2 separate regions of the Mus musculus genome follow, and region 2 is linked to region 1. A link is a loop called in an ENCODE intact Hi-C map of the cell type or tissue named here. Cell type or tissue: heart. All regions are shown on one strand.

What was found. Hi-C counts contacts between places; a loop is a spot of excess contacts. Peaks named below come from ENCODE experiments on the same cell type or tissue, not always from the same donor. Only the 100,000 strongest peaks of a DNase experiment are listed, where the experiment ranks them.
Region 2: a loop joins it to region 1, with 2.6 times the contacts of the local background. A loop is called at or near these places in 16 of 42 quality-filtered maps.

What each region holds. Positions count from the first base shown.
Region 1 is chr13:23,833,919-23,841,918 of GRCm38, forward strand. Slc17a3 (solute carrier family 17 (sodium phosphate), member 3) reads left to right here and starts at 5,516. Exons shown (of 12, transcript NM_001164743.1): 1 at 5,516-5,747. In heart, no CTCF peak of the experiment used is centred here; no DNase peak of the experiment used is centred here; H3K27me3 peaks cover 703 bases.
Region 2 is chr13:23,942,810-23,950,809 of GRCm38, forward strand. It overlaps Gm33516 (a long non-coding RNA gene), which reads left to right. Exons shown (of 3, transcript XR_382128.3): 3 at 5,940-6,306. Among named protein-coding and RNA genes, the nearest start is that of H2ac1, 12 kb to the left of the region's middle. In heart, no CTCF peak of the experiment used is centred here; no DNase peak of the experiment used is centred here; H3K27me3 peaks cover 1,352 bases.

The sequences.
Region 1 (8,000 bases):
ACCAGCATCGCTGATACTCAGCACATTTATTATATACATCTGAGGGAGGAGGTAGTTAGCTGATCTTGGTAGAGCGGTCCCAGGCTCGGGTCATCAGGGAGGAGGAATCTGTGTCTGTTACTTTTTACACAGTTCTAGAGCCAATGATCACCAGTTTATCAGCATTAGTATCTGAACCAGAGAAAGGCCTTACCATTCCCCTGATGGAGAAGGCCTTGCCATTCCCGTGTCTGAGATGTCAGGGTCCTTGACCTGACCAAGCTCTTGTTGTGAATGGTCATTCGTGTGTGGGTAGGGTCACTCCCTCAAAAATTTCATCTGGACTTCTACCACTTCTAAGCACAGTTCTGACAAATAGAGGCCACACTCAATGAGCACAGTAAAAACTTAACTGTGTAATGCGGAAGCCGGTAAATAGGTCTGGCCCCTAATCCTTTTTACTGGCTGATCGTAACAGACCTCTATTCTGATTTAGTGGCTGGAGGGTGGGTGGGTGTGGAATCTGGATGATAAAGGCAAGTATCAATATATAAGGAACCAAACCAAACCTTTAATACAAATATTGGAACTTGAAAGGAACAAAACTCAATCCCAAGGCAAACTTTGCATCTTTATAAAGGTAATGTAGGACAAGGTAAAAACAAGGAGGAGAAGGAAGAGGGAAAGAAGGGGGAGAGGAGAGGAGGACGAGGAAGGGGAGGAAGAGGAGGAGGAAAGCCCAGTGACGTTTTTCACACTTTAATCCCAGTGCCAGGGAAGCAGAAGCAGGCAGATCTGTGTGGGTTCAACTACATGGTGTGTTTTAGCCCCATCCCCTCCCCCACGTCCTCTTCCCTCCCCAAAAATAATTAGAGGAGAAAGGGAGGAAGGAGAGAGAGGAGGAAGAAGATATGAATTATCCTTTGCATTGTTAAAAGTACTGAATTAAAATCTTCCTCCATCTTGAAGAACTAAACCTTGGAATAATAAAACTGTTTCATGGTCTGGGAGCTCCGTGGTTACCATTTGCCCCGCAAGCATGAGGATGCAAGTTTCATCCCTGGAACTTATGTGAGCACGAAAGGCCTAGTGACCTGTGTTTGTAATTAAAGCACTGGAAAGGATGAGGTGAGTTAATCCCTGAGCCTGGCTGGCAACCGACTTAGCCTGCTTGGCAAGTTGAAGGTCACTGAGAGACCTTGTCCTTAAAAGTAAGGTGGACAATGTGTTCTGGAGTTTTATGTCAACTCGATACAAGCTAGAGTCATTTAGGAAGAAAAGTTCAAATGAAAATGTGCCTCCATAGGATTTGCCTGTAGGCAAGTCTATAGTACATTTTCTTAATTACTGATTGCTATCGGAGGGCCCAGCTTACTGTGGGCAGTGCCACATTTTAGGTGGGAGGTGGTTCTGGGATGGTATAAGAAAGCAGGCTAAGCCAGCTATGAAGACCAAGCCAGAAACCAGTGTTCTTCCATTGTCCTTCCATTGTCTCTACTTCAGTTCCTGCCTCCAGGTTCCTGTCATGCTTGAGTTTCTGCCCTGACTTCCCTTAGTGATAGACTATTACATAGAAATGTAGCAAAATAAACCCTCTCCTATTTGGGCTACTTTTAATAATAGTGTCTTATTACACCAAGAAAAATCCTAAGACAAAGTGCTTGAAGAATAGAATCCAAGATTGATCTTTGGCCTACACACACACACACACACACACACACACACACTCCAGTTAAGAGCAGTATGCCCACATTCAACATGCTAAATCTTTTCTACTTGGTTCAATGACACAATCTTTACTCTCTTCTCTGAAGGCATACCTTAAGTGCCAGGAAAGCCTTAATTCACACCTAAGTAATAACTGGCATTTAAGTTGTGGAATATATACATCTATCCATGAGTTCAGGGCTCCAAAATCAATTAACAAAGTCAATGCAATAGCCTCAAGAATAGAGCACCAAAGTTAACAGAAAAAGTATACCCACGAATGAAAACGCATTAATATAAGTAGTTAAATTTAGGAACCCTGTTGGGAGTGGCGACACACACCTTTAATCTCAGCAGTTGGGAGGCAGTGACAGGCAGATCTCTGTGAGTTTGAGGCCAGCCTGATCCACATAGTAAACTCAAGGACAGCCAGAGCTATACAGTAAGACCTTGTCTCGAAGTTAATTAATTAATCCTATCAAAAATACTTACTGACATATTTACAACAAGTCAATATGCACACATGCACATGCAGGCAAGACTAACTGGATACAGTAGAATATTAAAGGGGGTAAAGGCATTATTATATTGGGAGGGGGATATGCTCAGAAGGAGCTGGAGGTGAAAAAAATGGTTGGTGGACATGATTGCAATACACTGTATTACAATCAAGGAGAGGCAGGGAGGGAGGAAGGAGTGAAAGGAAGTGGCCATTATCTCTGGTACTGTGTAGTTTTACAGCTTTGGGGGAATGTTCCTTGGCTACTGGCATACTTCACATTTAAACTGTAAAGTGCACCAGAAGACAGCATGTTTAAGAAAAGAGGTGAGGAATATTCTCAGTGAGGCAGTCCAGCACAAGATTGAACATGGGACTGTAACAGAAAATACAGACATCATTTTGCTCAGTTAATAGGAAACAAAATAACAGAGATGAACTCCCACTAGGAGCAGTATAGCACCAGTACATGACTGGATATTAGATTTATGACTCATGTCCATGACCCAATTTGTCATGGAGAACAAGAGGCAAAATAAGAGTGTAACCTGACCAAGGATGGAGGCAAAAACATTTGCCAGAAATTCTAAAGAGGACTTAGATGCTGAGTAGAGATGACACGCCATTTGGGTTCACGGCTTAGATTCTGAGGTTCCAGGGAATGCCCACTGCCACTGAGCCAAGCCTCTGTGGTGTCCAGCTTCAGCGTACTCCATCTGATCCATGCTGGACTTTGTGAGGTTTAAGCAGAGAGTACACAGAAATTGACCTTCCTCTATCCGGGGTTGGCCTTCAGCCTAGAGATAACCGGCTTCTGTGATTGCCTCAACTGGGCACTGATTTCCTCTGAGATGTTGGTCAGACATGGAGCCATCCTACAGATAATAATTAAGGACAACTGTTCACACACTTAAGGAAAGCATTCCTTGGATACTCAAATCAAAGTGAGGATGTGTGCACTCTATTTGCTCCGAAGATTTTCATGTCAACACAAAGTAGTTTCAAGCTCATCAGAGAAGAAAAGGTGTAATCTCTAAAAGGTGAGTAAAATGATCTAAGTCAAAGAAATATTTCAATTCATACTCAAATGTTTAAAAACTAATTGTACAGGTGAGGCAAAATTGGATTTTTTTTTTCAGTGTAGAAGCATGTTGGGTCTTTTTGTTTATGAAGTCAAACCAAGTACATGGTTAAAACCATGAACATTTTAAAGTAAAGTTAAAAATTAAATTATAAAACTAAGCCACATATTCCAACTTGGTTAATTTAGAATTAGAAATACGTGAATTCTAAAGTTGTTGATTATTTATCCCAGAGTACAGAGTTCTTTAAAAAAGGACTCAGCGAAAAATAATTGACACAGGAGGTAAAACTCCTAAGACTCCATAATGAACTTAGACCTTTCTACCTTTAAATTTCAGATGTGTATATGAGCTGTGTCTGTACTTCTTTCTCTTACAGACAGTGAAAGATTGTATACTATGGAGATCGTATACTACATATGCTTCAGAAAATCCTCATTCCCCAAGGCCCAGACTTCTCAAATTATTAACCTCAATGACACATCCAACAGCTCCAGTCAGGAGCTTCAGTCAGGGCTTCCCATTATGGAGAAGTGGTTTGTCCTCTTACAGCACTTAGAGTCAAACACAAAACCAAAGGAGATGCATTGAGAGCATAAAGCAAGACAGGACTTAAAGCCACAGTGAAGATGAGCTACCAGAAGAGCTCAGTGCACACAGAACCCAGATTCCTTTCTGTGAATGAGTTTGACATCAGTGCTCAGGCTGAGTCATAAGCCTAGGGGCCTCTGAGAGGTAGAGTTTTTTTGTTTTTTGTTTGTTTGTTTGTTTGTTTTTTGCCTATACGAAACAGTGGGTTTGAAGTACCACCTCACCTTTGAGGCAAGGACAAACTCCTTCACGAGCTTGGAAGGCAATGAATCTGTTGTCTACTTCCAAGCTATTGGCAGGATCGTCTAAAGAAATGAACAAGCTTGGCCTCTGGTGTGCTGGTGTGGGTGTTCCGAGCTCAGCCCCTTTGTTGGAAATCAATGTGGAGGTACCTCAAAAAGCTAGACATAGGACTATCATGTGATCAAGCCAGAACATTTCCTGAGAATATTCTCAACAGACTCTATATTCTACTGTAGATTTATTTACTCATTCATGTTTATTGCTTCTCTGTTCACAATCACCAGGAAATGAAAAGGTTTAAAATGTCCCATCACCTGATAAATGTGTAATGATACATGGAAGATTATTCAACCATAAAGAAAAATCAAACTACAAAATTATCAGTTCGGTGCATTTCTCAGCCCTCATCAGGGAAGCTTCTTTTTATAGTATAAGGTGATTAATACAAAGACCCACGGCTTGTCAAAATCTAGGGAGTAAGAGACTGTGGTATGATCAGCTTTAAAAGGGCATCTGTGTCACATTCTTGATCATAAGGCTCAGGAAGCATTGTAGAAGAGGCATCTTAAGCACCAGAGGTAGTGGACATCTACTGCAAAACCTTCTTTGCCAGACAAGACAGCGCTGTTGTACACGTGAGCTCACAGCAGCTGTGGCTGTAAACACAAGACCTGAGCAAGATCCAGCCAGCCAAAATCTCGCCACGGTCAGGGCGGGAGCTCATGAAGTCTCACCCATGGCCGAGGAGCTATTGGCAATTTATGGCTGCTAGCCGGTGAGAGCATCAGTTTTCTTCAGGGATTCAGATTCTAAGATGCTATCCATATTCCATTAGATAGTTCAACACCTATGAACACACAGACAACACTACGTGACTCAGTAGGGAGGAGGAGGAGGAGGAGGAGGAGGAGGAGGAGGAGGAGGAGGAGGAGAAGCAATGAAGAAGCATGAACTTGAGAGGGAAAAGTGACAGTGGGGAATGGGAGGAATTTGTTGGCAAAAATGAGTGAGGTCTGATCACAATGCATCATGTGCATGTATAAAAGTTTTAAGCGGTTACTTAAGTGAGTTAGAAAACTTGCCATTGTACATGGTAACATGTGCAAATTGAGATGTAGGTACGAGCATTGTTTTATGTAGTTTATCAACAAACATAGAAGTAATTAAGACAGGAAAAAAGTCATGGGGAATAAATACTGAATTTATGAGAAGCTTGTGGGTTTTGTCCATTTGATTTGGTTAACAACGTTACTAAATAAGATTATGGCCCACATAGTTCAAAGAAGCAAAAGAAAATTAAAGACCAGACAAAAAAAAGAGGGGGTAAAGTACAAAATGTGTTTAATTTGTAACTTATCCCATTTCAAACCGGAAAAAGGAAATGTCTTTAGAAATACTGCAAGGCAATGTGACTAATAACTGCCTGCAGGTGTCAGACCCAGTAGATCCTTCTGGGGTGCTGGCAAGACACTGGACAAGGACGAAGGCTGTGAAGCTCACAGCTGAAAGCAGGGGGTGCTTCAGCCTGTCATTAATGATTAATAATTGGAGTCATGGAGTGACACAGAATACTGAGTGGTCTGGTAAGAGGTAAGAGAAGCCTGTCCAGAGGAAACACAGGAAGGCCTACCTCAGTCACTAAGTTGGTAAGTCACTTACTTTCATTGGGTAGCCAAAGATCTGCACTGTCCTTGAATACCAGCTGAGGGTTGCTATACATCCCTCCTCCAACTTCAAATGTTCTCCTGCTGACAAAATAAAAACATGTTCATACAATGTAAAAACCTATGTCTACAAAGGCAATGGGGAAGCAAGAGTGAGGAAGACGGAAAAATGGAGGGAGAGGCAAAGGGAAGGGGGAAGGGGGAGAGAAGGGGAAGAAGATAACGGAGGATGGAGAAAGAGAGGGAGAAGGGAGGGGAAAAGAGGGTCCAAGAGGGAGGGGAAAAGGAGGAACATACAGAGACAGCGGGTAAGGAGAGGGAGGAGAAGAAAGAGAGGGAGAGGAGAGACTGGAAACTGAAGAGTTTGTGCTAGATCACCATAGGAATTGGTGGAGACAATAGCAGCTGTGGAGACAGATCCAAGAAACACATACTATAAAGGAATGTTTTTAAAACTTTTACGTAGTCACATAAAATCATGTATGTGTGTAGAAGTGACTTGTCCAGAGAATCAAGGGAGGTAGATCTACCATACCCAACAGAACTTGTTATTTAAAAAAAAAAATTGAATGAGAGAGACAGAGACAGAGACAGACAGAGACAGAGAGAAACAGACAGAGAGAGAATGGTAAGGGGAAAGTCAAAGTGTCTCATGAACAAACATCAGTTCTTTTGCTAATGAGCTCAATGGCCTAGGAGAAGAGAGTCAGTGAGTTTTCTGAGGTCCATGGCCCTGCCTGGGTCCTGAGTCTACAGCAGTGGTTGTAACTACTCTTGTTAGTCTGACAGCTGCTGGGGACATGAAGAACAGTGTGAGCATTGTGAAAACCACTCTAGATAAAATGGTGTTAGCAATCACTTCTTTGCCTGTTACATCATCAATACAAAAAGCACACAGCTCTTACCTTACAGCAAACATGACATTATACTGGAGCCATATTTGAGAGACCATGGTCTGGGAACAGAGATTTAGGTTATGCCAGATGTTCATGTCCCAATATGGAAGCCGTCTCATGAATTTTATAGTTTTATAGAATGACAAAAGTCATAAATCAAGGCAAGTTTAAAATACACTAGAGTCTACATAGAGAGGCAGACACAGCAAGATGGGGAAGTTTTTCTAAGGCCTCAGATGCTACCTGATAAAATTCTTAGACTTTGAATAGGTACAAGCTAGTAGTATCAGTATCAGAATCAGAATCTAGCAGTAACAGTAGCAGTAGCAGTTGTTAGCAATAGCCGTCATCATCGTAATCCTCTTTAAAAATCAATAGATTTCAAAAGGTTATTTATCAGTCATGGAATGTTAGTCCTGACACTAAGTAGAGGTGGGCAAGAAATGGTTGTTGAAGTGGCTAAGTCTATCCGAAATTAAGATAACTGGCCTCTGAACTTATACTATTTCATCCTTTCCACACTATTACAGTTCTAACCAGTGAACCAGACGTTGTAGACTCAGGGGCCTTCCAGGAACTCTCACAGACATTGCGAAGATGTATGCCCTGTCCCACAGAAAGTATTGATCTTTTCCTTAGTCAGCTATGCTTCAGCCATGTGACTACCACAATTTTCTGAAGAAGTGCAGCCTTTCATAATCAAATTCATTCATTGCCCAGATTCTCATCCAGATAAGTTAGGAGACAGAACTATAGCGTAAGAGAAAATAAGGTTACTCTTATGCAAGAATACTGGATTAAGAAAACCAATGAGGTGATATGAACCTTAACCAAATTAAAATGTCTGAGAGGGGACTGGAGAGATGGCTCAGTAATAGAGTGCTTACTGTAGAATGTAAAGACCTTAGTTAACTTTCCAGCACCCACGATGAAAGCTGGGTTCTGTGGCATTTGTTCCTGTAGCAAAGTAGATCAATATGAACCTGTACTGGAACTGGGGAGAGCCTAGCTCCCAAGCCAGAGCTCTTCAAGCATTCTGTAGTGACTCTGATAAATCCAGTGATAAGTAGTTCCAGGCCTTAGCGGCAGGATGCCTATTATATTGAAGTAGGAGATAGTAGCCAGCTGCACCCCACCTTGCTCCCCAGGTAGATGGAATGAGCCTGGTTTTGGCTGCTTGGTACTGACTCTTCAAAGGTCCTCAAATGCATTTTCTTTTAACTAACACCTATGGATTATATATTGTCCTGTTAGACCACAGATCATCTAGCTTGTGCATTCTCTCTCTCTCTCTCTCTCTCTCTCTCTCTCTCAGAAATCAGGCCATACACTCCTCTAG
Region 2 (8,000 bases), 110 kb after region 1:
ACAAAAAGAGTCAGGTAACCAACATGTCTGGATTATACAGAGAAGAGTCTCTGGAAGAAGGGCAACCCAGTCCCTGGGCTGGAGAGTTCAGGGTAGAAGGCAGAGTATGCCAGCCATACCCTGTAACAAGTAGGGACTGAGGGATGCTGAGAGAACCTAGAGGCCAAGTCTGCTTTGATCTGTTAAATAGATAGCTCAGCAGCTTGTTTGAAACTTAACGTACCTGCAGAGGCCAGAAGAGGGCACTGGATTCCAGTGGACAGGTGTGACAAGCAGTAGTGAGCTGCCATGTAGGGGCTGGGAATTGGCAGGTCCTCTGAAAGAGCAGTTGACATTCTTATTCACTGAGCCTCTTGTCCAGATATAAAATATAAAAATTGTACGCTTTAGCCTTTCCCAGGGCAGAGATGTTACAGCATCTTCCTTTGATAATAGCTTTGAAACTATCCCTTCTGGGATGCCTGTACCATACAGACAGCCTTGGACCCCACCTGTTATATAGCAATTTCCTTACCACTGGGCATTTAAGGATTTGGAAGAGGATTTGCAATTATACATAGTACTAAACAAACTTCTTTTTACAGAGGAATGTGTTTGGTTTTCTCTCCTTGGGATAGATGAATAGAGGGGAAGTTTCAATTTCAGAAGTCAATTTCCATTTCCTCCCTTTTTGGTTAAATGTGTTATTGTGGAAAATTTGTAAAGAAAATAACATTATGAACTTCCTCAGACACCAGTGGCCAGACTTTGCCATATGAATTCATAACAGTCTTGGTTGTTCTGCACCCTGACCAAGATTCCTGGAAAGCAAGTCTAGCCCTAGGTCTCTCGTCATCTCTTCTGAAAATACACCAGTCTGTCCCTCTGAAGGACAACGTTCGTTTTCTTTCAGAAACACCAAACTTAACTTTCAAATCAAGTTGTTGGGCAGGTCACGGGTATATTTGATGGTGAACCACAAGGCCCTCCATCTGACACGACTTCCCTCTCAGATGCTTATAACCCCTCCTGTGTTCACCCATACAGATTTGCACTGGAAACTCAGCATTCTCTGTGCCTTGGAGCAAGCATTTCACACAACTCTTGCTAATACTTTATGTCCCTGACTGTGAGGCAGGATAGAAAGGCCAGGAAAATGTGGGGAACATGGAAAGGAAGAGTGGCCCCTCAGTCAGGCATCTGCTTGAAGCCCATTAGAATGAATGCAGCGAGCTCACCAGCACTGTTGACAGCTTCCAAGCCTCTTCTCTGTTCCCAGCCACAAACTGGTGGTTTTCTAGGGCATCACTGTTACCCAGCTCCCCAACCCCCACACAGTCCTATCTTGACTACTATGTTACCAGGAAAATTGGAGTCTCCTGTCTTGTTAATTCTTAGTCTTAGTTAATAAAGTTTAAGAACAAGGAAGTTGAAGAAAAAAAAAAAAGAGAGAGAAGGAGAACAAGGACGAGGACAAGGAAGAAGAAGAAGCAACCAACTTCAGGACAATTTTCTTTTAGTTTAAAAGAAAAACTCCAAAGAAGGCAAGCTGTATGTAAGTCTCAATCTCAATAGCTGCCTGGAAGATGGAAATGGGGAAGAGGGAAAGAGAAAGCCAGGCCATCTGAACTAAGCTACCCTGAAGGTCAGCCATTGATGGACCATCCTGCCTCCATCTTGGGTTTGAAAGCTATCTTATAGCAAAACCAAACTAGGTTCATTTTTGTTTCTGATTAAGTCTGTTTCTCAAGGATGGGTCTAGGCCCCTCCTGTAACCTTCAGGACAAATGGTTCTATACTGCCTGTTCCAGGAAAGGGCAACCATGCCTTTGTTTCAAAGGGTTACTATGACAACCTGTTGTTACAACAATCTTGTTATGACTGCCTTGCTATGAACACCTTGCAATTGTCTTTGCTTCAGGAGATTATTATGACCAGTTTGTTTGCATCTGTAACCCTGCCTGTTTGCCTGCCAGATCTGCCATTTAGAATCTTCCTACCTTGAGCTGTAAAAACCTTATTGTCCCCACATCCAAAGCTGACCTTTTAAGCCCCCTCCTTCAGGAAAATCAGCCTATGTGTGTGAATTTTTAAAGGTTTCTTTTAATTAATCTCTTGCTTTAATTAATTTGGCCATAATTTGGGTCAGCAGTCTTTCTCCTCTTACCTGCAGGATTAATACCACGTGGTAGGAAGGAGAGCTTCAGAGACAGAGAAATTGACCAAAATGCCTGAAACAGGCAAGCGTAGACCCTGGCCAGCATCCAAAAGAAACAAAAGCAAAGGCAAAAAGACAAAGAAAGACAAAGATAAAGACAAAGAAAGGTCCCCTCTTTGTGAGTCAGAAGGGTGAGCAGAAGAACCTCACAGTGCTCATAGTAGTTCCTCAGAGGCTATAACGGAGAATGTCTTTGGGAGAAGTCATCCCAAGGGATTAGTATTTCTCCCATCTCTTTAGCATCGTTTAAGTATGTCTGCTTTCCTGAGATGTGGTCTCTTAGCCAGTGATTGACTGGTCCTGTTGGAATATTAGGTCTCCATCCAGGCCAGAGATCCATTCTCTCCAACAGAAGAAAATAGATTTTCCTTAATGTGCCTTTAGTGCTACATCACAAGAAACCTTACCTACAAAGGATGTATTCCAAATCTCTATGCAACTCTCGTGGATTTTGTCTTACTTTGTCAGATAATTATTCCATCCTAGGCATCTCTGGAGCCACCTCACATATCTTTCTTATCAAAAGAGAGAAAAGAAGGAAAAGGGTTTCTTGGCAACGTTTTGAAATGTAACCAGAGAGTTACCCATAAGGTATTCAGGGCTGATGCCAAGACAGTGAATTTATTAATCTCTCTTGGGTCAGTCTGTGCCCACGTCTGACTAAGTCTCACTCTGTGCTAAGAAAGTGTTCTTCAGTGTGTCTTACTCTCTGCTGAGCACCACTTTTTCTCTTAACTTTCACATTTCAGCCTACATTAAAATATGTTTGGAGAGCTGGAGAGATGGCTCAGCAATTAAGACTTGCTGCTCTTACAAAGGACCCAGACTTGGTTCCCATCCCAGCACCCACTTGAAGCCTGACTACTCTCTGTAACTCCCGGAGATCAGATGCCCACCTCTGGCCTCTGCAGGCGCTGAACACATGAGGTGCACTGACATACATGCAGGCAAAAAACACCTACACACATAAAACACGAATAGATCTTGAAATATCTTTAAGAAAATTCTAAACTCGGAGGCTGGAACGAAGACTCAGAAGTTAAAAGATCTTACAAAGGTCCTGAGCGATATTTCTAGAACCTACGTAAGGATGCTCACAGATGTCTGTAACTCCACCTTCAGGACCTCAGACACCCTCCACCTCCGTGGGTACCTGTGCTCATGTATGATAGAGTACCTTGGTACCACAGGAATCCTGTGAGATTACATATAACCTTCATCAGCCATTATTGGTCATCCCAGAAGGAACAATTACAGAAATAACCTGTCTCCCCAAATAATCTGTCTTGCTTGAAGTAGATCATTTGAGAAAAGAGAGAGTAGGAAATTGTATGTAAGCCCCCTGTGGCTGTAACAATGTCCTCATTCCCAACCCCCTCACTCCACCCCTATAAAGAACTGGAGCCAGGCTTTTTCCCCGGTAGACCCCTCAATTTCCTGCCAGAGAGGCTGCCCTCGCTGTGCATGCTAATAAACCCAGGCCTATTTGTTGAAGGTCAGACTCTGGTCTCTTTTTGTCTTCTGTCTTTTACACTGCCTCAGAAACTTTACAATGTGGGCAAATAGGAAATTAAAAATAATAAAAATAAATCTCTTAAAGGTTGTATATAAAAGTTTTTTTAAACTGTTTTATTACAAATGAACTAGTTGTGAAATTCTTCTCAATGTCAAAGCCATGAACCCCAGGGAATTACTTTTTTCTATTGCTGTAGTAGAATGTTGTGACCAAGGCAATTTATAAAGGAAGGGTTTATTTGGATTATTGTTCCAGGGAGTAAAGAGTTCTTCACAGTGGGGACAGAGCAGCTGGAAGAGCAGGCAGAGAGCTCACATCCTGAAGCACTAACACAAAGCTGAGAACAAACTAGAAATGGCATCCTTAAAGTCCCCAAGCCCATCTCCAGTGACAGAACTTTCTCCTACAAGGCCACACACCCCTGAGCCTCCCCAAACATCGTCACCAGCTGGGGACCAAAGATTCCAATGCCTGAGTTACGGGGGATGCTGAATTCAAACCACCACGCTCAGCTTAGCCAGAATCACAGAAGTTAGTGAGGGAGGCAGTATGTCTGTCCTCCCACCACTGAGAACTGTGTGTGTTCTAGAAAGGGCCAAGGACACATCAAAGCTCATTTAATTTAGTGATGCTCTGACCTTTTATTAGCAAATTCAAGGATAGTCTTCTCTCTCTCTCTCCCTCTCTCTCTCTCTCTTTCTCTCTCTCTCTCCCTCTCTCTCTTTCCCTCTCTCTCTCCATTCCTCCTCTTCTTCCTGTACTGGCCTGGAACTCACTACATAGCCTATGCCTTAAACCCACAGCAATCCTCCTGCTTCAGCTTCCCCTGTGCTGAGATTACAGGCATGAGCTACCACACCCAAGAGCTAACTTCTAATCACTATGTGCCTGTTTCCCTTTCTCTAAACTGCTTTGTCTCATAGTCCAAACACAACTGAAGCAAATCCAAAGGCCCTCATGTTTCTTATTGACAAAGGCTTGGTGACTAGAATGCGATTGGTGGCTTCCCAGGACTCAGCCTCCAAAGTTTGATTTGCTTCTCTTTTCCTGGCTCAACTGCACTTGTCAGCACCAAACATCCTGGAAGACAAATCCATAAATTAGGATGAAGGGTGGAAAGGATGGAGGCAGGGGGCCCTATGTGTTAGGACTAAAAGTAACTCGGGAAAGGAAAGGGTTTCTTTATAGTCAGTTTATCACTGAGAGAAGCCAAAGCAGGAACTCAGGGCAGGGGTCTGAAGAAGAAACCTTGAGGATGTCTGCTCCCCACAGCTTGCTCAACTTGCTTTCTTACAGAACCCAGGACCACCTGCCTATCGGTGACACAGCTGTCACTGGGCTGGACCCTCTGACACCAATCATTAATGAAGAAAATGCCCTTAACAGACAAGCGTGCCCACAAAGCAACCTGAGGCTGGTCCTCAATTGATAGTCCCTCTTCCTCCCAGGTGACTCTGGTTTGCGTCATGTTGACAACGGTAACCAGAACATGATGAGTGTTTCCATCCTGAGTGGTTGGGTAAGAGAATTTAGGATTTAGAATTTAGAAAGTCAAAAACAGACAGTCAGAGAAAGCACTTACCGAAACACAGTACAAAGGTATGGCAGGCATGCTCCCGAGAAGATCCCTCAGCAGAAGAGTAGTGTTGAAAGTGGCTGGGTTGTATCGGTGTGCACCTGTGGGGAGCTGGCTGGCTAGGCAGACATCTCACTCTGGCTGAGAAACAATTTTCACAGTACGTTGTGTTTTCATGGGATCCCTTTCTGTGTTTTACACAAAAAGAACCTTTTTCTGAGGCAAACACCATCCACCGTGAGGAACCCTTTTCACCAGGGGAAGGAAGTTCCAGGGCTGGGCAGAGGGCTGCACACATATGCTGTGTGTGTGTGTGTGTGTGTGTGTGTGTGTGTGTGTGTGTGTGTGTGTGTGTGTATGTCTGTGTCCGTCTGTCTGTCTGTCTGTCTCCCTCACCTTCTCCACCCCTCCCCACTTCTTCTCCTCTCTCCCACCCTCCCCTCCTCCGACCTCCACTTTCAAGTTTAGTAACACTGACTAGAAATGGAATACAGAGCAAACTCGGGCAGTTTTTCTGGCAAGAATTCTGGACAGGTGATTTAACTTCATGCCCTACCCGGCCCCTGCCCCTTTGCCCTCTGCCTAAAGTTGCTTTTATGTCACAAAAACCTCAGAGGTCGAGCTGAGTCAAATCCCCTGATTGTTTCCAGAAGGAAGTTACAGAAGGTTATTCATCGCCTCGGGAGAAACCCACCCTCAGCTTCGTGGAGCTAGCACCTCGCTCAATCTCTCGGTTCAAAGCAAGAGGAGGCCACTGAGCATTAAGGTCTTTGAAGAAACTGGCTAGAAATGCAGAAACAGTTGCCTGAGAGGCAGGGCTGCGGTGGGCACCATCTTGGGGAGGAGGATTGCGCGCCAGCTTCTCTCACAGGCCTGACACCATTCCTGTCCTGTTCCCATGGAAGGTTTGTACCACCGGTGTTTACAGGTGCTCAGCGGGATCCTAAAAGTCCCCACACATCCCGTAAAGAAAGCAATGTCCTCTGTGTAGATATCTACTCATGTCTTCACACGCCCCAACTCTCGAGTCCTCAGAGAAGTATAAATTAAGGAAAATATTCCACACTCCATTAGCATAAGCGCATCTGGGAAATCGAGTGCAGGTGTCTCTTATCTAATTGTAACAAGTAGACCAGACCTGTAGGTGAGCCTCCCTCTGCCCTGAGGCTACCCGGTATATGAATTACCCAAAGCTTTGTATTAGGTGTGATCAGGCTGTGTGCCTAGAAAGAATGAGAGAAAAAAAACTCAAGTCAAGAAAAAAAATTAAAAGCAGGTACTCAGAAATGAGTCAAGGGACAAGCAAAAGTATGCAATCAATCAACCAATCAATCAATAAATGCCGGGCAGTGGTGGTGCATGCCTTTAATCCCAGCACTTGGGAGGCAGAGGCAGGTGGATTTCTGAGTTCGAGGCCAGCCTGGTCTACAAATTGAGTTCCAGGACAGCCAGGGCTACACAGAGAAACCCTGTCTTGAAAAATCAAAAAAAAAAAAAAAAAAAAAAAAAAGTATGCAAATTGGGTTCAGTTGCCCTCTGGGATCACCAAGCACGAGTGAGTGTGGCTCTCTTGACTCCTTTAAGAGCTCTGAAGGCCGACATTCGGAAGCCCTCCCAACGCTTATGGAGCAGAGACAAAAACATGAATCAGCTGGCTACAAAATGTGGTTCATTATTTGCTGCAGTCTCAAGGGTTTTTATGTGAAGACTCTACATCTGTTAAAGGTCACCCGCAGCCCTCCAGCATGTGAAATAGGCCTGCCAGCCCCCCTGACGACAGCGTGCATAATCTAATTGCAGGCTGCCCTCTTTGACGACTGAGCAAATGCTGCCTTTTCCATCTCTGGAGTAATTTGGAGCTACACAAATGCTGTGATCCTGATGTAGCAGCTGAGAATGGCTCTCAGATGATCACTCTGCAAAGCAACATCATTACAGTACTAACATTTGCTCGAGGATTACTATAATTGTGCATGAAGTGAACAGTGCTGACTCAGAGTGACACAGATTTGTAAACGACACTGCATATACAAAGCAAGGATTATACACAACCGACTCCCCCACTGCCCTGCGTTCAATATTCTATCATTCAATTGTTCTACCGTCTGTACTCTACAAAACTGAAAAAAGTGGGAGTTATATTTTGATAGGTGATGAGAATGATATGAAGAAGAAGAAGATGATGATGATGAAGATACCGTTACTGCTGTGGATGATAATGATGCTAATGCTGACGTTATAGATGCTTGTGACAATGATGCTGTTGATGCTACTGGTGATGATAGTGATGCTAATAATGATGGTGATGGTAGTACTGGTGGTGGTGGTGGTATGGAGATGCTAATGATATTGGAATTACTGATGATGATGATGATACTGACGATTACAATGATGATACTAATGATGATGGTAGTGTTGGTGATGCTGCTGCTGCTAATGCCACTGCTGTTGATGGTGATGATGCTAATGCTGATGGTGGTGGTGATGAGGATGTTTGAGTCTTCTGGCTCTTTGCTCTTTCTCTGTCATACTTGGAACACAATGACTCTTCATGAGAATAGGGAACATCCAAGATGCCTCTCTAAAACTGTGCTGTTTCTGTAGTTTTCTTTTACAAAGCTAGCTGCAATTCCAGTCCTATGGGGTCCAAGGAGCTTACTCTGCTATTCTAAGCCATGCCTGTACCTTTTGTTCTACTTGCAAGGAAGGAG